Linked DNA regions of Homo sapiens: region 1 is linked to region 2. Evidence: read pairs that join two places in POLR2A ChIA-PET (ENCODE). Cell type or tissue: HepG2. All regions are shown on one strand. Links, peaks and the distances in the headings refer to the core of each region. The heading gives the core; the rest is flanking DNA. Region 1 overlaps LPP (LIM domain containing preferred translocation partner in lipoma). Region 2 overlaps LPP (LIM domain containing preferred translocation partner in lipoma).

Region 1 (15,400 bases), core at 7,690-10,189, 410 kb before region 2:
CAATCTCTCTACCCACCCAAGAAGGGATTCTTAAGGTAATTCATTTGTGACAGGCTTCAGTACACTTTTAGAGAGGAGGGGAGTCCTTATAGTTGTTGCAGTTATAGCATCTCTAGCTGTTTTAACCTGAGGTGATTCTGCCTCCCCACATTTATCTCTATCTCTGTTTGTCTACGTATATCTGTCAATCATCCCTCTCTCTCTTTCTGTCTCTCTCTCTCTATTTCTGTCACTCTATCAATATTTCAAAATAAAACTGTAGACACAATCATACCTCACCTTATACTGCAACAAATAGCTCATAAAAATAAGATTTTCCTACATAATCACAACACCATTAATATCATCATGAAATTAACATTGATGTATTATCTAATATATCATTGATATTCAAATTTCTCTAAGTTTGTTACCAATCCTTTACAGCTTTTTTTTTTTTCATCCAGAATTCAATCAAGACACATGCCTTGCATTTGAATGGCATGTCTCTTCAATTTCCTTTAATCTAGAATAGTGTTTTATAACATTGACAGTGTTGCAGAATTCAGGACAGGTGTCTTGAAGCATGTCCCATCATCTGCATTTTTTACTTCCTCATGGTTGGATAGAGCTGAAATATTTTAGCAAGACCACTGCCTAGACGATGCTGCAGACTTCCTACATTCAGTTGGCACATGCCAGTCTGTCCCATTATTGAGGATGTTAAATTTCATTACTTGGTTTAAGACGGCTTCCAGGAGACCTCTCCATTATAAAAGTTCCTTTTCTCCTTTGTACTTAAGTCATCTGTGAGGTGATCTTCTGGTACCTCTCCCAGTACTTTTAAGCATACGATAATTATAATTCAATATAAATAAAACTGTTAAGAGTGATGAGGGGCTCCGCAAAGAAACAAGAACTATAATAACATATTCATGAATCATTCTACTTATGAAAAAAAAAAGAGTGTCTTGGAAGCAAAGCAACATGACCACAAAGGAACCTACTCTGTTGACATCATTTATTTACATTTTGTTCACTCTCACTCCCAAGTACAGCCTGTAGTCTAGCAGGAGATCTACAGCATGAAAGCACTTAATTACCTTCAGTAAATCAGCTACAGTTTAAATAAAAATTCCAGCATTAAATAGGCAAAGTAGTAAAGAAAGAGTAGGTGATGGGGTTTTGGCAGGGCTGAGAGGATAGTCCTGCAAAAAAGAGAAGTTATTTAAGGGAAGTGCTTGGCAATGCTATTTGCAGTCCAGAATAGGCCAAAGGTAAAACTCTGACAGAAAGGAAGAGAAGACTTTATCGCTCTTGGGTCAGGCCCTGCTGATGCAAACACACTGCTATGTATTCTTTCCGCTCATCCTCAGGCAGACTTATGGACTCTCACATAGCAGCTCAGTCACACCCAACACAGTGCTAATATCTGCACTAAAATCCTTGACATCTGTGACTCTCTTGTCCTTCCTAGGAACCCGTGAGCCCCATGAGGGCAGAGCCTCTGCATTTGGGTGTCCTGAACACCCAGCACAGTAGCAGGCACAGAGAAGGTGCTTGAGAAATGTTTAAAGCACGGAACAATAAAGGACAGTTCTTTTCACTAGTCCTTTGCCTCTTGATTTCATCTTGCTGGTAAGAAGTGCATCCTGGCTCTGGAGTGCATGTTTTTAACCACTATCCACAGAGCAGTTCTCATGGCATGTGATCTCAATGTGCAAGGGCTCATTATAGACAATAACGTTCTTAGCCTTTAGCCGGACATTGACAGCCTTCCCTAGATTGGTCCTAACCTACTACTTGAACCTTATTTCCCAATATTTGCTACTTCTCACGTGGACACTTCACTCCAGTGGTTTTATTCCCTGTTATGTCAAAAACTCCCCTCATGAGAAATGACTTCACTTCTCTACTATCTTCCTACTTCCAAATCTCAATTAGCACAATTTTAAAGACTTACTCAAAGGCTAAGTATTCCATAAATACTTTTCCATTTCTCTCTCTTGATTTTCTCTTTCCTTTTTCTGAATTCTCAAAGAACACTTGGTGAACATTGATTAAGTCACTTGTCACTTTCTGCCTTGTGCTTATAACACCATAACTCTGTACACATATCCTATTAGACTATAAGAACTTCAAAGGTAAGACCCACATCTACCCCCACCACCACCTAGCAGAGCAGCCTGAATATTACCATAGGCACTTTTTTTTTTGTTTTCTACATAACGTAAATTTTCTTTAAATAATCCTGGCCTCAACTTATATTTTGTTAATTCTGTGTACCTAGAAGAGAATGCTCATCTCTTATTTCCCATCTGTCCAAAGCTAATCTCCACCATAAACACTCTTCTAAATATGTAGCCTGGCTAGCTTTCCCCATCTTTTACAGTGTGGTGTGTAAATGTACAGATCTGCATTCTAATTCAGTTCTGCAATGTATTAGCTGTTGACATTAGGCAAATTAATATTTCTGTGCCTTAATTTCAAAATCTGAAAATGATAATAGTATCTATTTCACAGGGTTATGTTTTCCTATAAGAGTGAAATGAGTTAATTCCTATAATGTAAATAAAATATAGTGCTGCCATATCATAAGCACTCAATAAAAGTTAGCCATTTTTCCAAATTCTCAAATGGTTATTCATCCCCATTTGGCAATGATTACTTACCAGTGACATACGTTCTATTGTTGCTAGGAACTTAAACTTAAATTGAGCATTATTAATGGATTTTTAACGAGCATATCTTATGTCTTAAATAAACTATAAGCCCCAAGAGCATGGGAGAACCTTGAGTATTGTATTGAGCATATTCTACATGCCAAGAACTTGGCTAAGTGCTTTGTATAAATATTTCATCCATTTCTTAAAACAACAGTATAAGCTAGTTATTATTCCCATATTACAGATAAAACAAAACAAAAATGAAGGTTTAGAGGGAATAATACTTGTTCAAGTTTTCTAAGCTACTAAGTAGTAGAGCTTGGACAGTTCTTGAAGGGAAAGGTAATAATTTATATCTGTTTCCCAGAGTGTTCAATATATATTCATTCATGCAATTAGCATCTATGTTCAGTTTTTTTTTTGTGGCAATATATTTTGTTGCTATGATATTTGAAGCATATATACTTGGTAAGTCAGCTTTTCCTTTTTAATAGGACCTAAATACAGAGACCTTATTTTTCACTTTTAAAAAATGTATTTTAGACCCCATTATAAACCCTCCTCACATGGCAATGACAAGAGCATTAATAAACTTTTTGTGTATTTTGATGTAACTAGAAACCTTCGTGGATTTTCTATGTTTTGTTTTACTGTTCTCCATGCATTGTTGTTAATCTCCATCAATTTATGTTTAGCTTTATTGTTATACTTTAGATTAAGGATGTTTGTACATTGAACTTATTACTGTTGAAAGAAATGCTAGAGAACATTTGCCCCAACCGTTGATATAGTGAGGTGGGAAATGGGGCTCAGGCAGATGGGTGACATGCCAGTATTGCTTGGCCAGCGAGGGACAGAGAAGAGACCACAACCAGATGTTTCATTCCCACTCTTTTTGCTCTTTTAGCTAAGCTAAACTGCCACCCCAACACAAATAAAAGCCAGGGTTTTCATATCCTAATACCTCCTACTTCATCTACTGTGTGTTTTTGGACTGGTGTGGTCAGTTGACCTGTCATTACATATTCCCATATAGGAGCAAAAAAGACATGAAAATAGAAAATATTTGAAGAAGCAAAAATCCTGTGCAATTTCCCCATCTTTGTGCCTTTACTAATACTGTTCCCCAAATGTCGTTTCTCTATTTGTCCTTAAAGCAGTGCCACTCAAAAAGTGGTCCATGGATGGGTGTCTAAGAAATGCTTATCACCCTGGATGAGATAAATACAGGAACAAAGGATTAATATTTAGAAACTAGTATAAAAATTTAAAAGAGTAATTCGTTAACAGTTAACTCTAATAATGATAAAATTTCATCTTCCATTTTATTTTGTGTCTTTTATTTCCCTAGTAATTAATTTTAACTGACTCAACAAAAATACTGGTCTCCAACAGATTGGGAGGAAAATGGTCTTCTACCACAGAAAATGTGAAAGGCACTGGTTTAAAGGGCTCAGATTCAAGTGCCACCAATTCTTTACCAAAGTATTCCGGATGCTCCTAATAAATGGAGCTTTTAAAACTTCTGGCCGGGCGCAGTGGCTCACACCTGTAATCCCAGCACTTTGGGAGGCTGAGGCGGGTGGATCACCTGAGGTCAGGAGTTCAAGACCAGCCTGGCCAACATGGCGAAACCTCGTCTCTACTAAAAATACAAAAACTAGCCAGGTGTGGCGGTGGGCACCTGTAATCCCAGCTACTCGGGAGGCTGAGGCAGGAGAATTGCTCAAAATCCGGAGGTGGAGGTTGCAGTGAGCCAAGATCACGCCAGTATACTCTAGCCTGGGTGACAGAGCAAGGCTCTGTCTCAAAAATAAATAAAATAAAATAAAATAAAAATAAAATTTGCAACAATTGACCTAAGCCTTCTCATGTCTTTTATCACTTTCTACCTAGACTAGTAATTATTTGTATGCTTGTCTTACCTCTTTCTGAACAATTTTAACCTCACTGAGGACAGGTTATGCGTCCACAGAACCTCACAATCGGCATATAATTCATAAATTTGCATTATATTCATGGATTGGAAGGATTAACCATTCCTAGTTATTAACAAGTTTGAAGAGGGGAAAATTAAAACTACAAAGAAAACATCATTTCTTCAACTGAGATAGAAAAAAAAATTAAGAGTACAATCTGGAAATTGGATATCAGACAATATCCAATTCCACATTTTTTACTTGAATCTTTAGACCAGTGAGAAATGGGAACATACACAGAAATCCTATTTCTGCCTAATGGGAAGCTAATAAGTTGTCAAAAAATGTCTTCTTTTTTAAAACAAAAAACAAAAACAAAAACAAAAAACAAAAAAACAGGGTCTCACTCTGTTGTCCAGGCTGGAGTGCAGTGGCACAACCACAGCTCACTGAGCCACAGCTCACTGCAGCCTCGACCTCCCAGGCTCAGGTGATTCTCCAGCCTCAGCCTTCTGAGTAGCTGGGACTGCAGGCACATGCCACCACACTCAGCTAATTTTTGTATTTTTAATGGAGACAGGGTCTCCCCATGTTGCCTAGACTGGTAAAAAATAAGTCTCAACAATAAAATTTGTATCTAAGGAAACTCTAAGGACCACTGAAATTTTAGTATAAGCTAAGTAGACATCACATCTATGGCAGTCTTGCAAATGCAAATCCTACAATTACTTAGTTGTGCGGGGATGTATATCAACTCTCATGCATCTGGACTCAAATACTTTACCAGTGGAGCTGATAATAGTTCCAATTACTAAGGAAGGAAATCAGAGCAAGATAGTTACTTCAGAAGTCAGCTCTAGGCCCCACTCACCAAAGTATTCGTCAGCAGGTGGATTTTCCATGTCATACAGCATCTTTTTGGTCAGGTGCTCAAGCTCATCCTCTGGGCGGAATGAAGGGGCAACTGACGAAGGCCCCAGTTGCCCTGAATGGCCACCCTGAAAGGCAGAAAGCACACAGTCCTTTAATTGCCACCTAGACCATCAACCAAGGCAGTCAGCCTAAACAAGCAGCGATTGCACTGGAGAGGAAAAAGCACTGGACGTGGCTGTCAGGAGACCTGGGTTTTAGAATTAGTTTTATCACTTATTCAGTGGCTAACCTTGGACACATCTCTTTACTCATTTGCCTTATCTAGATGAGTCATCTATCAGGCTTTAGAAATCCATGTTTACAATAGGAAGAATCTATTTTGTTCAACAATTGCTAAGTAATCACTATTTGCTGTTATACATTTATGAGAAAAATAAATTGAGTCTTTCTTTCTTATGAACCTTACAGTGAAGTGAGAGATACAGGCACATTAATAATTAAAGAAAAACAGCTGCAGGAAGAGCAAAATAAGGGTATAAGGTGGGACCTCTCGCATAGCCCGCGACGGACTTCCTGAAGAGAGGGAGCAGAGCAGGCTAGGCCTTATTCAGCTAAAAGGGAGAAAACATACAGGTAGAAGTTTCTCACACTCAGGTGAAAAAAGTCAAGCAGCATAAAGAGCTTGTGGAAGTTGTGTACTTCGGGACCACATATAAACTTTGAGATAGGAAATGAGATAAATCTTATCGAGTACAGGAGTCCAGAAAGCGAACATTTTGGTTCTAGTTCTTTTGTTCCAGTTAAGGAAGTTGAGTAATTTCATTTTTCCAGCACTGCAAACAGCCAGATTTCAAATAGTGATGATAAGTCAGTAGCATTGACACTGGGTTGGTGTTGAAATGGGTGGGTGAGAGCAAAGCTACGAGGATGTGAAGACATACAGAGCAAAATGATGGACTTTGGGGCTTTGGCGCGGCCAGGTTGGGCAGGGGGGCAGGGATCAAAGACTCCATATAAAATGTATAGTCTTTTATCCCTCATCCCCTGTACCCATATGGGACATGCAGGGCCACTGGGGCCTTTGTCTATTCCCCCTTCATTCCACCCTTATGGGTACAGTGTACACTGCTTGGGTGATGGGTGCACTAAAATCTCAGAATTCACCACTATAGAACCCATCCATGTAACCAAAACTCACATGTACCCCAAAACATACTGCAGTAAAAAAAAAATTAAAAAATAAATAGGCGGGCGAGCCAGAATTATAGCAATGCAAGAGAATCAAATATCAATTGAGAGAGTACTTGAGATCATCAATGAAGAATAAAAAGTATGTAAAAAAGGAATAAAGGCCATATACTAGATTTAAAGTAGCTTTGTGCTATGTGATTAAAAGGGAATTTATCACATTTTCCATTGCCTATAAATTTGACCATTTCTAATATCTCACCCCAACATTCTTAATAAAAGTGTGATAAAAACAGAAATGCTATTATTTAAATTTAGAACTGATGATGATGTCTGCCATGAGTAATGGGCAGAGATGTGGGTTGGGAATGCTCTTGCCTTGATATTTATGCATTGTTAAAATAGTTGGCCAAAAGGTTCTCTTTTCAGAATGTTTACAAGAGTAAGTTCAACAAAACTGAAAGCTACATATTCATTCTCCTATTATCTTCACTACACCAAGTGAGCTCTTGGACGTGAAAATCCTGTAAAGTACAAATCTCTGAACACATGCTATCATTCCCAACATTTACTACAACTCCAAGATGGGTATTAATCATTTGTGTGATGTCTAAAGCGTTAAATGTCTTCTAAACATAGTCAAGAAGGTTGATTGGTACCTATTTGGCCTTTTCTCTAAAATAATTTCCATTTTTTTTGGTTTCCCAAAATATACAGACATTTGAAGTACAGACACGCAGAAGGCTGAAAAGGCCAAAAATATTTTATGCTGGTCACTAACCTTAGCCTGAGACTTTATTGCATTGTTGAACAATTTGGATTAGAGATGAGACAGTGATGAGTAAACTATGGCATATGCTCAGGTTACAGACAAAAAAAATTGAGTTGCTTGCCAGGATCTGAAGAACCATTATGCTAATCTCCTCTTTGTGAGACAGGGAAACTGAGAGCCCCCCAAAAATCAGGGAGGGCTAGTTTTGATAAAGTCAGGACAAGAGCTCATCCTTGACTGACTTATTTATTAGCAAACATTAAAGGTTAAACTTAGGACCTCCTCTGAACTGTAAACATTACCTGTCATATGAGGATTAGAGAAGCTACTGAATTATTCAGTTATTCTTTTGTTTATTGTTTTATCCACTCATTCTTACAGGGTTTATTTTGTGTACCTTCTGTAAGAACCCAGGAGGGACATGAAGATATATTACACACAACCTTTGTTTTTGAGAGTTTTGCAGTCTAGTGGGGGTAAGAAACATGCACAAATGATTAATTATAAAAAGCACAGGTCGGGCACAGTGGCTTACATCAGTAATCCCAGCATCTTGGGAAATCAAGGCTGGCAGATCACTTGAGGCCAGAAGTTCGAGACCAGCCTAGCCAAAACTGTGAAACCCCGTATCTACTAAAAACACAAAAATTAGCCAGGTGTGATAATGCACGCCTGTAATCCCAGCTACTCAGGAGGCTGGGGCATGAAAATCGCTTGAACCCGGTGGTACAGTTTGAGCCAAGATCGTGCCACTGCATTCCAACCTTGGTGACAGAGGGAGATTCTATTTTCCCCCCACACAAAAAAAGAAAAAATTAAAAAAAATTATATATATATATAGCATAGTATATTGATAGGTATTTGCATAAACATGAATATTGGATGAATGGTTGCCAGTATTGTTAAACTTTAAATTGCATACATGTGACTTGCTTCCAGGAAAATTGTACAGAAGTACTCATACAAGTGAATAAAATTAAATGACGAAGGTTGGTCACAGGAGCCATATTTGAGAGGAGGAACAAGGACTAACAAGGTAAACTAACCAGCAAAAGAATCACCTAAATAGACAATGACAGATACGTACATTGTAAATCTATGGAACAAGCCTGCAAAGATGAACAAGACATGTTTCATAAAGAACAAATCCAACTGCAGAATAGGATAAAGTAACTACAGTTTATTTACAGGTCTATATAAAGACCAGGTACGGAAATGTTAAAGGAGATTCTTTCTAGCAGGTGGAATCTTAGGGGACTTTCACTTTCTACATTTGTTTCTTTATTGTACAGCAAGTAGTTCTACTTTTGTAATCCATGAATATAAATCTTTTTAAACATGATGACTTCAAGTGATAAAGATATGCTAGACATGACCCGCTATCCTGGAGCTTCCAACCCAGGCCAAGTGAAGGACCCTGAGAGGAGCACAGTTTCAAAGTTGAGACGTAGTTTGGTGTGAGTGGGAAAAACTACAAGTGGTTCAGTATTTCGGTCTGGACAGGTGGAAAAATAGGAAGGGTCAGTTAATTACTGCTTCCATGCCATGCTGAGATGTTTAGGGCTTCTCGGTGAGCTAGGGGCTCCAGGCCTTGGGTAAGAACGTGGACAAGTCTCAAAATCTAATGTGTTAAACTGTCTTTTGACAAAACAACAACAACAACAACAACAACAAAACAGGTATCTGCAGTGTACACAAAATTTACTTACAATTTCAAGAAGTTCACAGACCACGGGGAATATATTTGCATGTTCTCAATTAGGAACATCCAGGCATTAGAAACCACGGTAAGTGTTTTTAGAAGAGTGTTCTAATCATATTTAGAAAGTTCCCGCTGAAGTAGAGGGTGAATGGGAGAGCAGCAAGACTGAAATGAGATGGTGAGTTTATCTAATATACTGGTGGCCAGAGATAAAGGAATACATTATACGGCAGTATCATTAAGGTTAGAGACAGAGATTTGACTATGACCTTCACTTGGCATCCTTAGGTGAGCTTGTCAACCTTTCATAACTTCAGGTTCTCTTCTATCAATGGACTTGCCAGTGGTACCTCACAGTCTCTGTAAGAATTAAAGTGAGATAACCCACATTTCATGATAAATAGAGTTTAACTACTTTCAGACAATTGTAACAAAGAGGATCTCTTTGAATCTCTCAAACTGCCTCTGAGGGAGTGGATTATTACAGTTCAGGTAGTGGAATTGAAAATGAGGTTGGGAAGTGACCTACACCTTTTCTCCAGGCTTGCAATACAGGGAGACCTTGAGCCCAAAATATGGTGTCACCTGTCTCCAAGTGCCATGCATTTTTTCCCCAAGCAAACGATGCTTCCCACAGAGAGTGCTAGAAAAGTATAAAATATTACCTCTAATAATAATGGTGCAAGTTGTTTTAATTAAGCCAAACGACTGTTAGAGAAAACTTGATAATTCCTGTCTTCAGTCTTAGGATGGACCCTCAGAGAACAGACACAATTTATCATTGTCTCAACCTAATATCAGTTTCCCTTTCAATATAGACAAGGCAGCAAGAAGGCCGATCCTGTCCTTTATAAATCTAAGCCAGAAATTTAGATTCTACCCCTAGCACTTACATTTCAAGTATAAATCTAATTTCAAAGTACTTACCTTGTCAATATTTCACAGATTTTGAGAAAAACGTTATCATTCTTTTTGTTCTCTGAATACTCTATTTGCTTGCTATGCTGTTTCTGAAATAACACTTGGAAAGGCTATTTTCTGTTAGATTCTACTCTTTTATCTAATGCTAATTATGGATTCCTGTTTTTTTCTTATGATGAAAGATTCTGAGAGACCATTTCTTTCAGTATTTCTGAAGTTTATTTGGCTAGAGAACAGCCTCCACCTCCACTCCACGGCTGTCACTAACCCAGTGCAGAATACTTAACACCTGTGGAATACACCATGGAGAAACACAGGGTTCCTCCGTTAAGAGTTGTCTCTTACACCAAAGAAGACAGCTTAAAACTTTCAGTGTTCGAGCCTAGAAGCAGTAATCCAGTACTATTCTTACTGTCATAATCAGAGACCTACTCTAATACCTCTCTCTCGATAGTGTTTAGGGCTCAATACCTCCTAAGAAAAATGAACAACTGTGTCCAACTTATTTGTTAATAAGCAACTTCTAGCATATTGTATGGGTAATAAAACACGATTGAATATTTGTGGTGGGAGGTGCTGAAAGGGAATAGTTTGTGTTATTTTTGTTTCTCGTTTCTTCAGAAGTAGAAGTGTGAGTTGTATCAGCAACATATTCACTGTAGCATATTAATTCCTCATGTTTGCAAGACCCTTTTCAAGATGCCTACTTTCACAGATGTGAAATCTCAAATGCCTACACAACAGCCCTGTATGACATGTAATCCTATTTCTGGATGAGAAAATAGAGACTTAAGAAGATAAGTGAGCAACCTTGTAGAGGTACCGCTGCTTAAAAACAGCAGAACGTTGAAACTGGGGTGTGCTGAGTTGGGCATACTTCTTCACTGCAATGCCTCTCGGGGTTTTGATATCATTGTCTCCAAGACTTTCTAGTTCTCTTACTGTGCGGCTGTTTGGATTTTAGTCTGAGTCTATTATCTAAGCAAAGATTTCTTTTATCAGAGTGGAGGTTTGCTGCCAAATAGCAAAACAAAGACATTGTGAAGCAAACCTTTCTCTTAAAAAAAGACATTCTTGTAAGTATCAATCTTAATCACTAATATGTTTGTTTCTGAAATACCCGAATCTCTTACTAAAGGCAAGTTAACGTTATATGATCCACAGGTGAGTTACTGAGCGACAGATTTTAGAGGACTCCGTCAAAATTGTCTTAACATAAATCTCCTACGGGATTACCAAGTGCCAAGAACTTTAAGTATAAAGACAAATTATTCAGAGATCCTGTCTCTAACAACTCACAGTTTGGGAAGAAAGAGACATGAAAATAGGCAATTACAATAAAGTCTAAGCTCTAAAACACAGGTATGAATTCAGTGTTCTGAGACGGAAGAAGGCTGCCAAAAAAAGATGACCTGTAGTTTGATCTTGAAGAATAAATTGCGTACAACAGCCGGAAAAAAAAAAAAAAGAAGAAGAAGAAGAAAAGAAAGAAGGAAGAAAGTTAAAGGCATTTCAGGAGGAACATGTATATCTAAAAAACTGTTAAGAGGAAAGGCTGGGCGTGGTGGCTTACGCCTATAATCCCAGCACTTTGGGAGGCTGAGGGAGGCGGATCACGAGGTCAGGAAATCGAGACCATCCTAGCTAACATGGTGAAATCCCACCTCTACTAAAAATACAAAAAATTAGCCGGGCATGGTGGCGGGTGCCTGGTGTCTGTAGTCCCAGCTACTCTGGAGGCTGAGGCAGAAGAATTGCTTGAACCCAGGAGGCAGAGGTTGCAGTGAGCCCAGATCACATCATTGCATTCCAGCCTGGGCGACAGAGCGAGACTCTGTCTCAAAAAAAAAAAAAAAAAAAAAAAGGGAAAAAAACAGAACTAGGATGAGAAAAGAGAAGTAAGATATGGTCAATGCCAAGCCTGTTTTAAGTAATGGGAAGTCATTATGAGATTTAAAAATGGGAGCTGAGTTTTTATGAAAGTCATGCTTCTGAAGTAAGTGTATTGGCAAACATCTTCTAACACCAAGACCACTGACACTTTCAAAAAAAAAAAACGCAGCCAGATATCGTGGCATTCTGAGCAATTTAGTGGCTAATATGCTTTAAAAAGGACTGATGTTTACTAAGCATGGCAGAGCCTGCTAACTGCTCACCAAAATCCATTTCCTCCTCTTGCTGGGCACACTGCTAGACTACATTTCCCATGCTCCTTGCAGTTAGATGTGGCCTTGTGAGGCACAGGAAGGATGGAGACTGGGCCCTGAACTACCACATGGAGATAAGTCACTCGCTGGCCAGGCTGACCTGCCTTACGGCAATACAATATGCTCAAAGGTTAATCGTTGAAAGTCATGGGAAATTGAATGCTTTATATTCTTTCTATGTTTCTGTATTTTCCCTTCTTAAAATAAAGATTTTTTTTTTTTCAGCTGAAAATTATCTAAAACTGGTTCTTCTTTGCCATTCCTCTTTTCTTGCTAGGGGCCCAGGTGATTGTCATTCAAGAAAATACTTAATATGAAGCCAAATTTACAGCCAAATCTGGGTCTAAATCCCTGGTAAACATTATGGGTGGGACTATGCAGTAATGAAGACTTGCTTCTGAAACAAAATGTACACATGAATAGGACCCTTGATGAAGAAGGAAACTCCACTAGATTAAGAATAACATACATAACAGTATCTGTCATATTCATATAACACTTCATGGTATTTGATTATACATTTACATAGAAACCCATAAATACAGAAGACCTGACTATTCAGAATATCTTTAATCTTAGTTCTGCCTTTAAGTTGTCCAGTGATTTTGCTCAAATCATTTCCATTTTCTGAGCCTCAGTTTCTTTATGTGTAACATGTTATTTTCAAAGCTTCCTTTGGTTCTACTCTATCATTTTTTTGTGCCCATTTGTGCCCATAGTATGCAAGACACATATCATTACCAATCTTTAGAGTGAAATCACAGATATTCATATTTACAGATCCTTTGTAGTCTATAAAAATAGACACACTGAGTAAGTGGAAACCTCATTATGACAGAGATTTCCATTTATGAGAGGACTTAAGCCAGTTGTCAGCATCCCCTGAAACATCCAGAACTTCATTCAGCATTCTGAATCTGAGTAAGCAATGGGCAGGTCACAGGGTTTCTGCAGCCTACTGAACTTTCACTACACTTGGGGCATGAAATCAAGAACACACAAAGGTTAATCACCTTATCATCCCACTGCCCCTTTTCTGAGTGGAGAAGAAAAATATCCATCATCCTTTCTAAAGGAAAAAGGAAGCATGGGAAACAGCCCGCACTAAGGTGCAAATGGCTCCCAGGAAAACACCACACCATCTTGCATCTTTGTTACTACAATTTACCTACTTTAACCTGTGTGCTAAGGATCCAATTTACAAAATGGATACCCACTATCTGTCGCAATGTCAGCCCCCTGAGTTCCTCTGGGGCTGACCTTGGCGTGATCATTTTTCTTTCTTGAGTGCTTACCTGCTGTTGATTTCTTTGTTACATGGTGTTAGATAACTCAAATTTACTGCAAATCTGAACCTTACCAGAAAAGCACCGCTCAGGCGGATAAAACACCGGGAAAAGGCAGCCAAGATATTCAAAAAGATTACATGATAATGAATACTCTATCACTCTGGGTACCAGAGCTGCTCATTTTTCTTGTCCATTTGTAGTGATGTACAAGAGGTTCCTTCCCTCAGAGGGAAAATAACTTCAATTATGTGTTCTTGAAAAAAAAGAAACATTGAAATTATCTTCTTTTCAAAAGGTAGAATTAGCCCCGTTTTAGAGCTGAAAGCCTGCCAGAAAAAATATATTTCTGATATTTTCGTTCTTTTCCCCCCTTCTATTTAGCTGTGTCAAGTCTGCAGTTTGCAATTTCCTGTGGCTGCTTCTACTTTTTGACTCTCACTGAATTATACTCTACTCTCAACATCTCACTGCTTAAATGGAAGGAGAACCCCTTCTGGCCAGGGGCAGATGATTTGCTGGATACCTCTTCTGTTTCAGGTTAAAAGCGATGGCCACAGAGAAGGAAAGAAGTGGAAGGTGGATACCTGACTATCTGAATTGAAATCTTCTAAATGAACACTCCTCACAGCTCCTTGGGATTAGAAAAGCATGCTCTTGGTTCTTCTATTCTTATGTTCCATTTTATTGAAGAATGAATTTTAAGGACACAAAGAGGAAGACCCAGAAATTTTGACTTTAAAAGTTTGATTCTTGCTTTGAAACTCATCCCAGTTGATCTTCAACTTTCGAAATCTTGATTTTCTTAAAATCTCTACTTCCTCATATTCCCTTTCTCATGCCATGCATCGATGCCCATAAAATGCCTTTTCTTAAACCAAATTTGGAGTCATAGCCAAGGATGGATGATTCTGAATTACAGACAGGAGGAGTTGTTGGAAGAGTTACTGCAGCTGGGAAAAGGCCTGGGCATCCAGTCAGGGGGCCCTGGTCTCTGCACACAAGGGTTTTATCTAGGCTGAGCTGGGGGAAAGTGAGGTCTCTCCACACCCACCTCTCTCCGTCTCCACGTGTCAAGGCAGCTATAATAGTGCCTGGGCTTGGAGCATCTGGCTCTTAGGCCTGATGTCTAAGATACTACTTAAGTTCTCCAGTGATTTCTTTTTCTATTGTTGATTTTCTCATATATAAACTGGAGAATAATAATATCTGATTCATATGAAGAAGCTTTGTAACATATTAAATATCAAATAGATGTCAGTTATAATTATCAAGAGGGACAACTTAGAAACCACTAACAAAGATGATTTTCTTCTTGGAAGCAGAATGTTTGCAGAATGAGATCTCTCCAGTAACTCTCCACTTTTCCATCTGCTGATAAAGGACTTCAGTGTAGTGTACCCGAATTTCACATTAATTGTTGCTTTAGCAAGGGATGTAATTACTCTGAGTACTTTTTAGCTACAAATCTTGAAATTCATGCCATTTGGTGAACGTATGCCTTGCTGCCTCTCCAACTATTAATTCTTGTACAGTCTCGCCTTTAGGACCAAAAGACAAATAGTAAAGTAAAGCTCATGCTTGGCTATTTAGAGCAGAGCAGCCTCCCTTAGGCTTCGGCAGACAAGGTACAACCACTGATGTTATCCTGCCGGGTAGGCAAGAAGTAAGAAAAGCGAGTCGCAGAGCAGAAGCGCCAAATCCTCAGAGTCGAGGAGAATCTAGGTCAAAGATCTCCTGCCAACCTTATTCACAGTTCTCATTTCAGGGTTCCTTCCCTCTAAACCTCCATGCGGGCCCTCCGTAAAGGAGAAAGCGAGTTTTCTCGGTGGGGTGAGAAGATCTCTATTTGTGTGAAACTAAAAGAACCTATTTCCACAATGTTAT
Region 2 (15,400 bases), core at 5,689-8,188:
GATAGCTGTTCAGCTTGAATCACTATATAAACTACTGACTCACATTTTAAAACCTGATAGGCAATCTTTTGTTTTCTTTAAGCAACATATAGTCTCTCATTTGTACCATCAATCTATTCAATTCCTGATTTCCAAGAATCTTTTCTGCTTTATTCACAATTCCAAAAATAGAATTTATCTACTTGATTAGAGCCTCCCATCTATTGTAGTATTACGGAATTTATGTCTTTACCCCTTGGAATTTTTTACCCTACGACATTCTCTAAAACAGTATCTTGGAGGGAAGGAGTCTGAAATTTACAAGCAATGTCCAAAATTTGGCACTGAGGGGTGGTTGTTATTTCCGAAGTGGGGGCTGATTCTTGCACTATGGACCTTGGCAGTGTTACACAAGATTTGTTGACTCAAGGCTGAGTTATCTAAGTGTGTCCTTCAATTGGTGTTGCATAAGTAGATTAACCAGACTGAATTATAGATCGAATGACATCATTCCCTGCTCAGGAAACTGCCCCTGGTTTTTCACTTCCATATTGTGGCCCTGTCCTACCATTCTAGCCTCCCACTTTTTTCCCCTAAAGGAACTATGTTGACATTTGGGAAGAGTGTGGGGCAAGAAGCCTGGCACTGCAGAACGTCTCCTTTCTCCACTGCTTCTTCTCTTTTCTTGTTTGCCTCCCTCCCACTCCCTTGTTCTCAGATGAGGAGGCAGAGAGTTACCCAATTATTGAGTTTGGAGAAGAAACTGGCCATGTGTAACCCAGTCACTTCCTTCCAGTCTTTGTGAGTTACCTGACTGTTAGAGGCAGATCCTCCCTGCTCTTCATGGTTGGGAGCTTTATGCACAGTGTGCCCTAAATGGGAGTTATTGAGTGCAGGAGCTATCTGAGAGGAAGAGGGTAAATTTCATTCATGGGTGCTGCATTAGCAAGCCCAATGAGCTAATGTTCCACAACCTGGACATTATTGCCATCTGCCTCTGTGTGACTCCATTATTTTCAACTGGTTTCAATATAGGTAGGAGAGAATGAGAGAGAGAACAGCAAGTGGAGCTGGGAAAGGACTTGGTGACTAAGGCAGAGGCTAAATTCAGTTTCAATCAGCCTCCTAAATTATCACCTACTGTAACCACACTAAATGTGCACTATCTGATACCTGGATACATCCCTGCCTCTGCTTTTGCTCACACTCTTCAGTCAGCCTAGAACTACCTTCCCAAACCCTTACCTCTTCCTACCCTAACCTCCAGCCTTCTCAGACGGGGCCAACCTCTGGGATTCCTCCATCCCCCGAATCCTCACTTATCTTTTTCAAGCATTTTTGTCTTTATCACTCTGGAGTTACACAGACATTTTTAAGTCAAATCTCTATAAGACTCCAAGCTCCTGAATTGTCAAGGGCCAAGTCTCATTTATCTCCAAATCCTCCTTCTCATCCTTCCCCCAGTGGACCAAGTTAAACATTTAGTGGGAACTTATTATGTGCCGGCATGAAACGAAGAGCATTATATTCACGATCTTGCTTAACCTTTCCTAGGAAATAGGTACAGTCATCAGTCTCTAGATGGAACAGGGTCTGTGCTCAAAGGAATTCATCATTCCAGGCACACCTTGCTGCCTCTGGTGTAGGGAAACTTAAAGACTTGAGGCAGACTGGCAGATGTGGTGAAAGTGAGGCTCAGGAAGGCTATGTGCATTTCAAAACTGACTGTTCTATCTTCACTGCCTTAACCTTCACCTACACTGCCCCTGGGTTTAAGAAAAAAATAATTCTCACTTAAAAACAAAATAAAGGCTGGGCACGGGGCTCATATCTATAATCCAAGCGCTTTGGGAGGCTGAGGCTCACTTCAGCTCAGGAGTTCAACACCAAGCTGGGCGACATAGCAAGACCCCATCTCTACAGAAATTTTGTAGGTGGGCACAGTGGTGCATGCCTGTTGTTCCAGGTTACTCGGGAGGCTGAGGCGGGAGGATTGCTTGAGCCCAAGAGGCTGAGGCTGCAGTGAGCTGTGATCACACCACTGCACTCCAGCCTGGGCTACAGAGTGAGACCCTGTCTCTAAAAAATAAAATAACAAAAAAACAAAAATGGGAAGATGAGGAAAATAAAAGTCCAAATGGTCACTGCTCAACGAAGGGCCTAATTGCTCAATGTGAACAAAACTCTTCATCCCCAATCTTTGCTCTGAAAACAGAGGTCTGGATGACTGTGGTTTTGTCACTAGATGAATAGCGAGCCCTGAGGATTGTTAGAATTACAAGGCCCAGACCAGATCCACTCAAATATAGCTGGAAGCTTTCTAGTAACTCTAACCGTGCATGGGGAATGAGCTGCTCAGAGAAGTGAGTCACTTACTGGAATCTGTGCTGCCTGCATTACTCAGCTGATATTAATACACCCACTTGTTCATTAAAGTTTAATTGGAGTTCATGTGAATTGGTTTCACCGGATACTTAATCAAAGAGAACTGTTTGTGTACGAACCGTTCAAATACAAAGCTAGCAACACAGCTCTCCTTCAGCCTCTACACACGTCCACCGGCTGCTCTTTTAATTCTGTTGACACAATAAGTGAGTCAGAGAAGGTGGGACAATGACCCTGATGGAGGATGGGAAAAGCTGTCTATACTCAAACACAAAACAAGAGTAAATGAAAAAATCCTTTGTGAGAAGCCAGCCACAGTTCTCTAAACCCATCAGCTACAGTCAGACACTGGCCAGGACTCGAACGGCACCTCCTAAGCGGGAGCTTGTTCCTTCTAGTTTCTTTCTGGGGCTCATTATCAAAGCTGCAGGTCTCCTCTATTCCCTGGGCACCTGTTTTCTAGCTGTACATCTTTATTTTTAAAATGGGTGGATAAGAAAATTAACTATCATTCAACATAATCACACATTTCTCTTGTGCTGACAAGCAAACCATGAACACAATCCCTAATGCCTATTTATACAATCAGGACTGTCAGTACCCTGTTATTTCTTATCAGATATCTCATTAATCAACATTTGAGAAAGTATAAATTTTTAAAGCTTCTGAGAAAAAAACGTGCATGAAGTTAGGTGGAAATATACTTGCTTCGGTTTGGTGGCTCTAGTTGTGTTACCACTTTTTCCTTAAGTGTGTTCACCATTGTTAAGCATGCATGACTTATTTACCAAAAACAAATCAATATGAGTTTAAAACTTGGCACTATGCACTATTTTGAATCCCTGAAGCAATCCTCAGAGAATAGATTAAAGGGAAATCCACTTTTTAAAACAGGTTTATTGAGATATAATTTACATACAATTCACCCATTTAAAGTTTACGGTTCTGTTTTTAGTATTTCACAGTGTTGTGCAATCATCACCACCATATAAAGAGCATTTTCAGCATCCCAAAAAGAAACTCACAGTTATTAGCAATCACTACCTATCCTCTACCCCAACCCTGCCGGCAACCACTACTTTCTATCGCTACAGACTCTATAGATTTGCCTATTGTGGGCTTTTCACATAAATGGAATCATATAATATGTGGTCTTTCATAACTGGCTTTTTTTTTTTTTTTTTTTTTTTTTTTGACAGAGTTTGGCTCTGTCACCCAGGCTGGAGGGCAGATCTCGGCTCACTGCAACCTCCACCTCCCGGGTTCAAGCCATTCTCCTGCCTCACCATCCTGAGTAGCTGGGATTACAGGCACACACTACTACGCCCAACTGATTTTTGTATTTTTAGTAGAGACGGGGGTTTCACCATGTTGTCCAGACTGGTCTCGAACTCCTGACCTCAAGTGATTCACCCACCTCGGTCTCCCAAAGTGCTGAGATTACAAGCATGAGCCATGGTGCCCGGCCTTGTAACTGGCTTCTTTCACTTTGCCATAATGTTTTCAAGGTTCATCCATGTTGTAGTCCATATCAGTACTTTATTCCTTTCACTGCTGAACAATATCCCATTTTATTTTATGCCACATTTTGCTTTTCCATTCAGCCAATCTACTTCTTAAAAATAAAATAACCTCCCATCTACCAAATAATAGCAAGTGTTTTGATAGATATTAATTCTCAGTTTGACATATATTTTGCTTATCCCTTCGATGATCCACTCATGACTGTCCAATTATCCATGTTTAAAAAGTGAGCTTTGCATTAGACAATTCTCAACAGTGGAATGAGGTGGCAGTACCTTATAACCTAAGCCATTCTACATGTAAAACTCATCAAGATGGTAAGTTTATTGTTTCAGTATACAAAGAGCTCTCGCTAACATGATATAGCTAGATTGTGGGCTCCCCACGTTAGGAGCCATAGTTACAGAGCCCCAGGCGGGCAGGCTTAGAATATACTAGAGGAACAACATCCAAAACCATCTCTCTCTCAAGAAAAACCACATTTTCTGCTTCTTAAGATATTAAACCCAACCACTTAGTAATAAATACCTATAATGTGCTGTGCGCCACCATTATAATTAATAAGATATGAGACCAGTCCTCCAGAGTTCAAAATCTAGCAGAAGAGACATATAGAATGAGTCAATGCCAGCTCAAATAAAATTAACGGTATGAGAGAAACTCAGAGAAGGGAATCTTCCATTTGTTATGTCTCACTTGTAATGCTGGTGATTTCATTTCTAACCTTGTTTGTAGAGTTGGAGCTAATTATTACACAGTAGAGACAGTACATAGACTTCCATGAGAATGTAGAATCTATACAAGTTGATCCTTACTGGGGGCATAAATCACACCAATAAAATTACCAGATGACGTAGACCTCAAAAGAAACCATCAAAAATGGAAAGTCAAGGGGTCAAGGAGGTCATCTGTCAAAAGAGAAACACTTTCTGCCTCCTTATAAAGCATGCTTTTCAAGACACTATCAGGAAGCTGGTAATTCACTGAGAATTGCCACCTAAGAAACCATGTAGTGTAAATAAAAGAAATAGATTTCCAAAACCTATGTCAGGTAAACCATACTCTAGTACATGATGCTAATAATACAGCACTAGGCTTATTGGGTACCATGTGTGTAAGAGATTCAAAGGCATTTTCCAAAGAGAATTCAATCCTTCCCACCTCCCAAGCAAGTATAGTGCAGACCCTTAAGTCATCAGGAAACTTAAGAGCATATTCCATCCCTCTTGCTCTATATTCTGACGACATGTCCAGTCTTCCAGATAAAGGCACTCTGCAATCAGAACTAGATGTTTGAGTCATGCTTCTGTTTTTTGGAGTGTAGAGGTATTGACCACCTTAGATCCAACTCATGAAACAGATTAAGTTTTCACACAGTCCAAAAATAATTGATATGCTTAATGAGAACTTATTTCACTTAAAATTTCTACCAGCATGAAACCCTCTGTAATATGCCCATCCAGTTTGTACATCAGTAGAAGTGCTCCTCTTTAAATTCATATAGCAAGTTTGCACATCCTGTTTCCTAATTACCTCATGCAAAAAAGGAATTGTACCTTCACTTCTCTTGTTCATTAAAGCAAGGTTCACGAAATGCTTTGACATTTGATTTTTGAAAAACACATGCTGGTTTAACCGAAGGTCCTAGAGACTCATTGCTGTTTAAACTTGGGGAGAAACAAGATGGTATCAAATCACAGTTAACTTTTTAACTGATCTGTTTAAAGAAAATTAAAATGGGCATTTTTAAGATATATTACAACTCTATATAATCTGACAGTACTTGGTAAGAATTACCTCCTTACAATCAAATCAGGGTGGTGGAGCAGAAAGCACCCTAGAGTCAAATGTTCTGGGTTTGCATCCAGAACTGCTTTAAGAAAACTTATTTCACTTCTCTGAACCACAGATCCACCATTTCTAAAAGGGAAATAATGATAAACCCTGCCTTGCCTACATCATAGAGATGTCATAAAGCACACATAAGAAAATGGGTACTTAAGTGTTTTGAAAGCTACAAGCCCCCCACACAAGGTAAGGTATCATCTTAATGTCCTTTCTCTTTTTTTTTTTTTTTTTTTGAGACAGAGTCTCGCTCTGTCGCCCAGGCTGGAGTGCAGTGGCATGATCTCAGCTCACTGCAAGCTCCGCCTCCTGGGTTCACACCATTATCCTGCCTCAGCCTCCCGAGTAGCTGGGACTACAGGCGCCCACCACCATGCCCGGCTAATTTTTTTTTCTTTCTATTTTTAGTAGAGATGGGGTTTCACCGTGTTAGCCAGGATGGTCTCGATCTCCTGACCTCGTGATCCACCCGCCTGGGCCTGCCAAAGTGCTGGGATTACAGGCGAGAGCCACCACGCCCGGCCAATGTCCTTTCTTATAAAGACATTCTTAATGACATGAAAAACACTTTAGCCTTTCTGTTTATATTTTGAATAAGCCAAAGAAACATCTCAAAATCAACACTACCAATTCCAGGAAGTTTCACAAACACACACGCACACATACACACACAGGCTTTATAAAGATAATTGTTGTTTGGGACAAGAAGCCCAAGAAAGTAAAAGATTCTGAAGAATTGTTCGTCTTAGAGTTCACCTCAGCAACACATCTTTAAAATTAAGTATCATTCAGTGTATTCTTACTCTTTGAAGGTGGGTGAAATACATATGTTAGAATGTATTACCTTTCAAAAAGTGGTATGCCAAATTCCCACCCACCTCCTTCTGATGCTACAGAAACAGTCCAAGGAAGAGGTGGCCCCATTATATCAATGCTTTCTAGAGAAGAGGGAAATGGGAGAGAGCTCTGAGGACAGACCCAGGCATGTGCAGACTGAGGAAAGACAGAACTTGCCCGGAAGACACAGAAAAAATACCAACCAGCAGGCCACCTTTGACCAGTGAATTGACCCTCAGTAGCCACATGGCAACATTCCACTAGGGCAGCTTATCAAGGATGCGGATGCATTCCATTCCCCACACACTCTGTCATCTGAAGTTTACTCGTTCAGATAAACAAAGGTCAAGGACAGAGAAGCCAAGAACTTTTCCAAGGTCATTAGTAGCTGTGTAAATACAACTCCTATGTTCTAAACTAAACTTGCTGATGCTCTTGGAGTGAAGAGGCCGGGAACATGAACAGTCCTAAACTATTCACTGTGTACCTGTCCTTCTCGGTGGCTGTAGTATAATGGAATAGTAAGTGCTACCACTGAAGCACGGCATGCTGTGTGCCAAGCATTGTTCTACATGCTCTACGCATTCTAACTTTGTTAATCCTCACAAGGACCCTATGATGTAAGCCCATTTTATAGATGAAGAAAGTACAGCACTAGAAGTGAAGTTGTTTGTCCAAGGTCACATGATATTATGTGGTAGGATGGATCCAAACCCAAGCAATGTGGCTTCGGCATCTGTCCCTAAACAGTACACAAAACTGCATGTTGAACCGGGCATGGTGGCTCACGTCTGTAATCCCAGCACTTTGGGAGGCTAAGGCAGTCAGACCACTTGAAGTCAGGAGATCGAGACCAGCTTGGCCAACATGGTGAAACCTCGTCTCTATTAAAAATACAAAATAAATTAGTCGGGCATGGTGGCATGCGCCTATAGTCCCAGCTACTCGGGAGGCTGAGGAAGGAGAATCACTTGAACCCGGGAGGCCAAGGTTGCGCCACTGCACTCCATCCTGGGCGATAGGGTAAGACTCCGTCTCAAAAAAAAAACCCTGCATGTTTATGAGCACTTCCAAGATAGGGTGAACTCCCACCATGAACTAGGTACCTTTGCAGACACTCACATACATTTTGTAATTTATTCTCATTATGATATTGAGAGAAAGATTTTATAATCCTTTATTCACAGGAAGACACCGAAATCCTAAGAGGTCCTTAAATTGAGGATTTTACAAACACTAAGAAGCATAGTAGGGTTTGAACACCTGTCTGATTTCAAGTTCCATTTTCTCTCTAAACATCCAGGTTCTGCATGAGTTCTGAGGTTCTCTAATCATCATTAGCACTATCTGTCTACGTATGTACCTGCTTATTCGTTTTTTGCCAAGTGGTACCATGAAAAAAACATGTGTTTACAGGGAGACCACAGCAGTTCTACCACTTACCAGCTGAATGACTTGGACAAGTTACTTAGTCTCAATTTCCTCATCTAATGATGAGAACAATAATAACAGTACTGACTATTATCTCAGATCATATTTCATATGATTGTTAAAAAATTACATGAGATGATGTATGTAAAATACAAGAGTGAACATCACATAAGTGCTCAATATTTAGTCAATAAATAATTGAGTGAATTTAAATTTCAATGATGTAACATAAGCAAAAATCCTACTAGAGTTCCTGTTCTAGAATATTCTGTCAAAACCAAGAACATTATTAATGTATCGTTAGTATCCTCTCTAATAGTTTAAACATGTCTTGGGGCTCATAGCCACGTCTGAGCTAGTCTGTAAAACACACAGTGGCCAGCACAGAGCCTTGGATTTTAGACGTGCTATGATTCAATGATTGTATGATCTTTGTTTGAATTTACTGAGAAAAGAAAATCTAAAATGCTAAAATAACTCCTCTCAAAGCTTAGAAGCTTCAGTTGTCCATTTTCACTCAAAACTTTATTCTCAATTTGAAAATTATTACCCATAATTGAAGCCTAAAACCCACTAAAAGGCATCAATTTAATGTTATTTATTTCTGATACATTTCCTAAGAAATAAGGAAGAAAAATGATTTCCCAATCTCCATATTTTAAAATCTTATCTCTATCTTCCCTACAAAAACTTATAACATCATTTATTTTGTTCCAGGTCCTTAACAGATGGTAATCACAAGTGCTTTCCTGATACAGTTGCTAGCTAGAGGGGCGGGGGGGTGGGGGTGGGGGGTGGGGGGTGGAGAGAGAGAGAGAGATTGATTTTAAGAGGCTATTTGGCATCAAGAGAAGTTCATGTGGCAGAAGTATTTCAACCCGGACATCAAATGAAAAACAAATGCAAGAGTACATAATTAACTTTTAGGAAAAGAAAAAGTATGTATGTATGCATAGATGTGTGTGCATAGGTGTGCACGTATGTGTATAGACAGGTGTAGATACACAGATCTGTGTGTATGTGTGTGTGTGTGCACGTGTACATATGGAAAAGGCCAAGGCTCCACCAGGAGCTCTGGACAACGACGTGAAGGGGAGCAATGCTGAGACAGGACTGGAGGCTGGAAGACTAGTTTTTACACCTCCACTTTGCCACTCAACTGCCTCATCTGGAACAAGTCATTTCAACTTGGTTTTCTATTTCTAAGAATGGAGACCTCACGGGACTGGTGTGAGGTTTGAGCAACAAACGAGATCTGAAAGTGTTTTGGAAATGTGTGTACAAGCATAAAGGGACGTTACTACCCGTTTGTTCCAATGCCAAGGAGAGCAACTTTTTGTCTGAGCCAATGTCGCTCACAAGTGGAATCTATTCCCATCACAGCCTGCTTTCGGCAAAGGAAGAAGGGATGTGGACAATTTTCCAAAGAGGCAATGCTTTCTAATTTCTCTATTATTTCCAAAACAAAAAAGCCAAATCTTTCTCCCACTTTTGTTTTTCAAAATAAAAATAAATTATAACCCTAACTTGCTAATAAATGCAGGCTGGAGCTGTCCTTAAGTAAAAGCTTTTGATAACAAATTGCCTGCACTAAATGCTATTTTACTGCTGATTTTTTTATTGTTGCTTAAGCACAGCAATTATGCTAATAAGCCTGGGAGGATGGTACATCCAGCATTGAATCTGACAGATAAAATACTCAATAAAATGCTAATCTCACCTGAAAATTGGAATCAGACAGCCTTATTAGTATTTATGAATATGGCATCTTAAACATGTTTTTTCAGAGATGAATATATATGAAATCAATGTTGTCTCCTAATACAGCCTGCCATTTCTAGGCCTCTATGTGCTCTAAATTCAAGGTGACGATTACTCCTTGCCTTTACTTAGCTTCTTGCCAGAGAAAAAAAGAACTTATTGGCCATCACTACTACATAAAGAATGAAGCAATAAAATGCTTCTTTTTTTCCTTCATCCACCTTCCTACCTCTCTCCTCACCCCACCTCCGCCAGTCCCCCGAAAAAGGGAAGGTAAGAACTGTCTGTCTGAGCAAAGAAAGAAGGCAGATTTGACAGCAACGAGAACCATTTGTCAAACCATCTGGCTTCTCTCTTCACCTGACAGGAGGGAAGAGTGAAGTGTCAGAAAGAGCAGGGAATTGAGAATCCAAAGAGCTGGCTTTTAGTCTTGATTTTGCCATTTCCTCGATGTGTGACCTTGCCAGACCTCAGTTTCTTAAATAGAGACCTTCTGGAGCCCACTGTTTATGTCTCTATGAGAAGCCTCCATGGGCTGCATTAACACACGGGGCGGGGGATGGCAAGCCCCAGTATCCATGAACACTTGAATATTATAAGCCAAGGGAGATATGAGGCTGGTGGAAACTTGTAATTTTTAAACTTGTGCTTTGGCCAGGCGCAGTGGCTCACGCCTGTAATCCCAGCACTTCGGGAAGCCGAGGTGGGGGGATCACTTGAGGTCAGGAGTTTGAGACCAGGCTGGCCAACATGGTGAAACCCCATCTCTAAGAAAAATACAAAAATTAGCCAGGTGTGGTGATGGGTGCCTGTAATCCCAGCTACTTGGGAGGCTGAGACAGGAGAATTGCTTGAAGCTGGGAGGAGGAGGTTGCAGTGAGCCAAGACAGCACCATCGCACTCCAGCCTGGGCAACAAGAGAGAAATCCCATCTCAAAAATATAAAAAATAAACAGGTAAATAAAAATAAAAATAAACCTGTGCTTTGTCTTACATGGTCTCCTCTTACTATTAATGTGTCCTCGATTTTGAAATATATACCCCTAATGTATATTTGAAATATATATCCTCCATATATGCTTGAAATGGTCCAGGCTTAATATTAGAGGCCTTGGACAGCAAGCAAAAACAGAATGGCTCATTTACCAGCCATCCTCATAAAGTTAGCTGGCTTTCCTTTTTAGTATCAATACATTTATTTGGGGAGGGAACACAGAAGTGAGATGCCCATTTTAAATTTCAGAAACTAACAGTATCTGAATATTGTATTATTATTTACAAAAAATAAGAAGTTCTCTTCTTTAATTTCCACACTAAACCCCATAAAGCAGTAACAGAGAAAATACTGTTCTCCAGAAGTTGCCATGAATTAGGAAATAGAGGATCCGAGAGGACTTTCTCATCCACCTAGAGTAAGTGGGTTCTGGGGTCAGGACAAGCAGTTTTGCCTTCTGACTAATTCCAGCATGCTGCCAAACACACCACAGCATCCTCTGGGTCATAAGCATGTTGAGTCACTCAAACCTAAAATATCCAAGGAGCAATTCCCTGCTCAACACAAGGAGAGAGGAATGGAAGCCTCCATGACCACAGCAGCACTTGTGTCAGAGACTTCTCCCACCCCTTCAAGACCTCAGAGAGTTTCCAGAAAGTATGACTTCCTCTGGGAAAGTCCCAGGCATGGACAAATCAGGCCCACACTAAATAATGGAATCTGACACGTTGTGACAAGGACGGGCACAGATCTCAGAATCCAATTCATTCCAGGGCCCTTGGAAAGTCACTTCCCTCTATAAGCCCATTTCCGCCTCCATATAAGTGGGTCTTTTCAAGACCAAAGAGGTACCTCAGCCACCAGAAGAAGGGAGAAAAAAGACAAAATGTGCTCCAAAAATACAAAGAGTTCGGTACAGCTTACAAAGGGTCTTCCCATTGCTTTCTGGAGGTAGTGTCCACAATGCAGACAAAGCTGAACTATCCCCAACTTTTGGGTAAAGAAACAAAGACCAAGAAACTCAGAAATTCTCCCAGGATAAACAGCAAGCTAGGAAATCCTCAAACCAAAGTGATACTTAATGCACAGCTGTTGGGGGTTGTGGGAGGGAGGCTGTTGGTGCTGGTGCTTTGCACAGGGCAGAATATTAAAAAGGAGGCCAGAAACAGTGGCTCATGCCTGTAATCCCAGCACTTTGGGAGGTCGAGTCAGGCTGACCACTTGAGCTTAGGAATTCAAAGCCAGCCTAGGCAACATAGTGAGACCCCATCTCAACAAAGAAAAACTTTTCTAATTAGCTGGCATGATGGCACATACCTGTAATCCCAGCTACTCAGGATTGAGCCCAGGAGTTCAAGACTGCAGTGAGCCATGATCACACCACTGCACTCCACCCTGGACAGCACAGTGAGACCCAGTCTCAGGAAATAAAAAAGAGGAGTTAGTAGATTCTACATTCAGTAACCATACTATCCAAGACACCCCACCCTGCAAAAGGAGAAGATATGGGGATTACCATAATATCAGAGATGTGCACAACCCACGGGAGAGAAACAATTTACCACCTCTCTCTAACGCTTCACATATATAGAAACAGAATCCAAGTCTGTATACCCCTTTATCTTTATTATCCTACGACCAACAATACAACTTGCAAAGCACTATCACAATAAATTTATCAAGCAGAAATCACTATCTTCTAATTTACAGAGGAAAAAGCTGAGGCACTAAGAAGTTGATTGATCTGCCCAATTCACATGGGTCTCTAAAAGCAGGGCCGGGACTCACAACCAGGGCCCCTGACCTCACATGCCCTGTTTGTTCATTTTTTTTTTCTTCACTTGCTTATGCCCCCTCTGAATTGCCAGTGCTACCATTTTTCAGTAAACAACCAGAGCAGAAAGTCAGCTCTGAACCGATACATCTCCCAACAGAGGAATGATTCGAGTCATACTTCGAGGAATAATTTCTGGGAAAGCAGAGGAGGTGATGCTATCAAACAGTGAAACCTAAAACTCCTACTCACTACCTGCCTGAGAGGGCAGGAAATGGGGCCGAGGCCCTTTCCCTACATGCTCCCCCTGCCCGTTTTTGTCTCTCGCAGTCATTACTAAACTTAGCACCGTAATCAAATGAAAGCTGTTTCCCAGCTGTATGGCCTTGGGTAAGTCCCTGATCTCCTTGGTTCTGTTACCAATACACACTCATGCACACATGCACGTATGTGGGTACACATACACACATACACACACATCCCAGACCATCCCTTCATTTCACCTAGCAGGATGGTAGCTACAGAAAGCCTCTGTCTTTCTTATCCTGCAAAACACCACAGCTACCTCCTAGGCATTCAGAAAGTGTCTCCAGACCCAGCATCTGAAGCTCTGACTTGAATCCTCCACCTCCCCCTTGGGCCTCCTGGGTCCCATCCCATTTCTCCTGCCCATCCTTCCCGTAAGCCCCTCTTCTCCAACCCACTTGCCGTTGTCCTACATTAGGCCTGTGCACCTCCACCTTGAATAAACACTAACTTGTCTCTCATTCTCAACCTTCCCTTCTAACTCCATCTTTCTCTGAGTAAATACTTCCAGCTCTGTAAGAGCTCCTCCTGGCCAGACACAGTGGCTCACACCTATAATCTCAACAACTTTGGGAGGCCGAGGCAGGCGGATCACCTGAGGTCAGGTGATTTGCCCACCTTGGCCTCTCAAAGTGCTGGGATTACAGGCGTGAGCCACTGCGTCCGGCCGAGATGCTGATTTTAGAAGGATATAAACCATATTGTGCCTAGAGAAGTGCAACCAGTTTGGTGGAGGATGTTTCCAGAGCTTTCATAGGAGGAGCTCTTTTTGTTTTATTAATTTATTTTTATTATTTTTTTTGAGATGGAGTCTCGCTCTGTCACCCAGGCTGGAGTGCCGTGGCGCAATCTCGGCTCACTGCAACCTCCACCTCCTGGGTTCAAGCGATTCTCCTGCCTCAGCCTCCTGAGTAGCTGGGATTACAGGCATGTACCACCACGCCTGGCTAATTTTTGTATTTTAGTAGAGATGGGCTTTCACCGTGTTGGTCAGGCTAGTCTCGAACTCCTGACAACCCTTCCTAATAATGATTAGTGTCTCCATTTTATAGATCTGAAAACTAAGGCCCCATGTCAAACATGTCTCTTGCAGACTTAGCACTGGAACCCAAGTGTCCTGGGCTGGCTCTTTTTCTCTTTCCTTAGTATCACGCATCCTCTTTCTACCTAATATATAGCATACTTATCTGAATGAGCCACTAGAAGCAGTAGTCAGCAGTACATGCAGAATCTGAACTGCAAGTCAGAAAAAGGTGTTTCGCAAGTAGCAATTCTAGTTAAGATCTCAACAGTGCTGTTGGGAGGCGGATTTATCAAGCACATCATGTGAGCAGTCTGACCCTGGACTGTTCCCAAAGGTCAGAGCCATAAAACGCAGCCAGAATTTCATTCAATTTCACAAATGCAGCAACTTGGCATGTCTGCTTTCCTTGTAACAGGGGCAACTGCAAAGTCTTCTTCAAGAAGATTAATAATCAAAGTCAAAAATTCAGAGGTCATCATGTAAACCACTTTCTCCTTTTTAAAAGCTAAGCTTTTCCAATATGAGGAGGGTTGACACTCTAAGAAGTTGAGAGCTAAAGAAGAGATGGCACATTCTGACCTAACTTCACTAGGAATGCCACCAGCATCTTAAGCAAACACCACCTCTCCTTGTGCCTCTAGAGAGACAGGATTAAGAAGGAGCCTGGGGAAAAGCTGATAGCTGCTCATAAAAGCCATGCTCCAAAACCAAGTTCCCAGGGGCCCTTCTAGTTCCCTGGGTTAACTGCATTTGACCTTCCAACCCCTCAGGCCTCCTCAGTAATTCAATTTAACAGTTACAGAGTGCCTATAAATGCCAGCTACTGAGCTAGCCTCCAAAGGATCAGAGATGTCTGCCCTCTGATCAGAACTCAGAAACAGATACCACCCATTGAATACAAGGTGGTGTATGAAAGTATCTCTGAAAGTACAAACTGTGTGATGGGAAATGGAGGAGGAGAGAGACTGACACCAAATGTGAAGTCAGATGTTTCTGAGAAGGTGGAATTTGAGCTAAGCATGAAGGATGCTGCCTGGCAGAGGTAGCCAGCAGGGTGGCACTGCACCTGGGATGAAGAATATGAACATGGGGTGGAGAGGCAGGGGCCAAAAGGAAGGCAGAAAGGTTGCCTGAAATCATGAGTGTAGGGTCCTAAGCAGGGATGTCACTTATGCCAGGAGCATTGGGAGGCCAAGAAAACACACAGCAAGTCTCAAGACAGAGGCTCTGAGCTCACTGCTCTTAGGAGCACCCCACCAAAATAAAGACTCCCTCTCCAGTAGCCCAAGGAGATGAACATGTGTACACAAGCCAACCTCCTGTCACCCTGCATTCCAGACAAGGAACTACACAACACATGCATCCCTCCTGCGCTACCATGGCCTCCTGAAGCTGGACAATGTTATCACAACCTCCAGTATTAAATACAAAGCAACAGTGGACCCAGAAAGTATATCAGCAGGAACCTGACAATTCAGAGCTGAGACTAGGTGTCCAAGACCTGATGTTTCAAGGACCCACAATATTATGTAAACGCCTG

Evidence for each region. Peaks named below come from ENCODE experiments on the same cell type or tissue, not always from the same donor. Only the 100,000 strongest peaks of a DNase experiment are listed, where the experiment ranks them.
Region 1: POLR2A ChIA-PET joins it to region 2 with 9 read pairs; 2 of 35 experiments call an interaction of 5 or more read pairs at or near these places.

What each region holds. Positions count from the first base shown.
Region 1 is chr3:188,698,429-188,713,828 of GRCh38, reverse strand. LPP (LIM domain containing preferred translocation partner in lipoma) reads right to left here. Exons shown (of 12, transcript NM_001375462.1): 8 at 5,436-5,562. Among named protein-coding and RNA genes, the nearest start is that of MIR28, 17 kb to the right of the region's middle. In HepG2, for the core only: no CTCF peak of the experiment used is centred there; no DNase peak of the experiment used is centred there.
Region 2 is chr3:188,282,215-188,297,614 of GRCh38, reverse strand. The region is part of intron 2 of LPP (LIM domain containing preferred translocation partner in lipoma); the gene reads right to left. Among named protein-coding and RNA genes, the nearest start is that of FLJ42393, 110 kb to the right of the region's middle. RefSeq lists a silencer at 6,680-6,974 and an enhancer at 6,680-6,974. In HepG2, for the core only: no CTCF peak of the experiment used is centred there; a DNase peak (open chromatin) is centred at 6,864.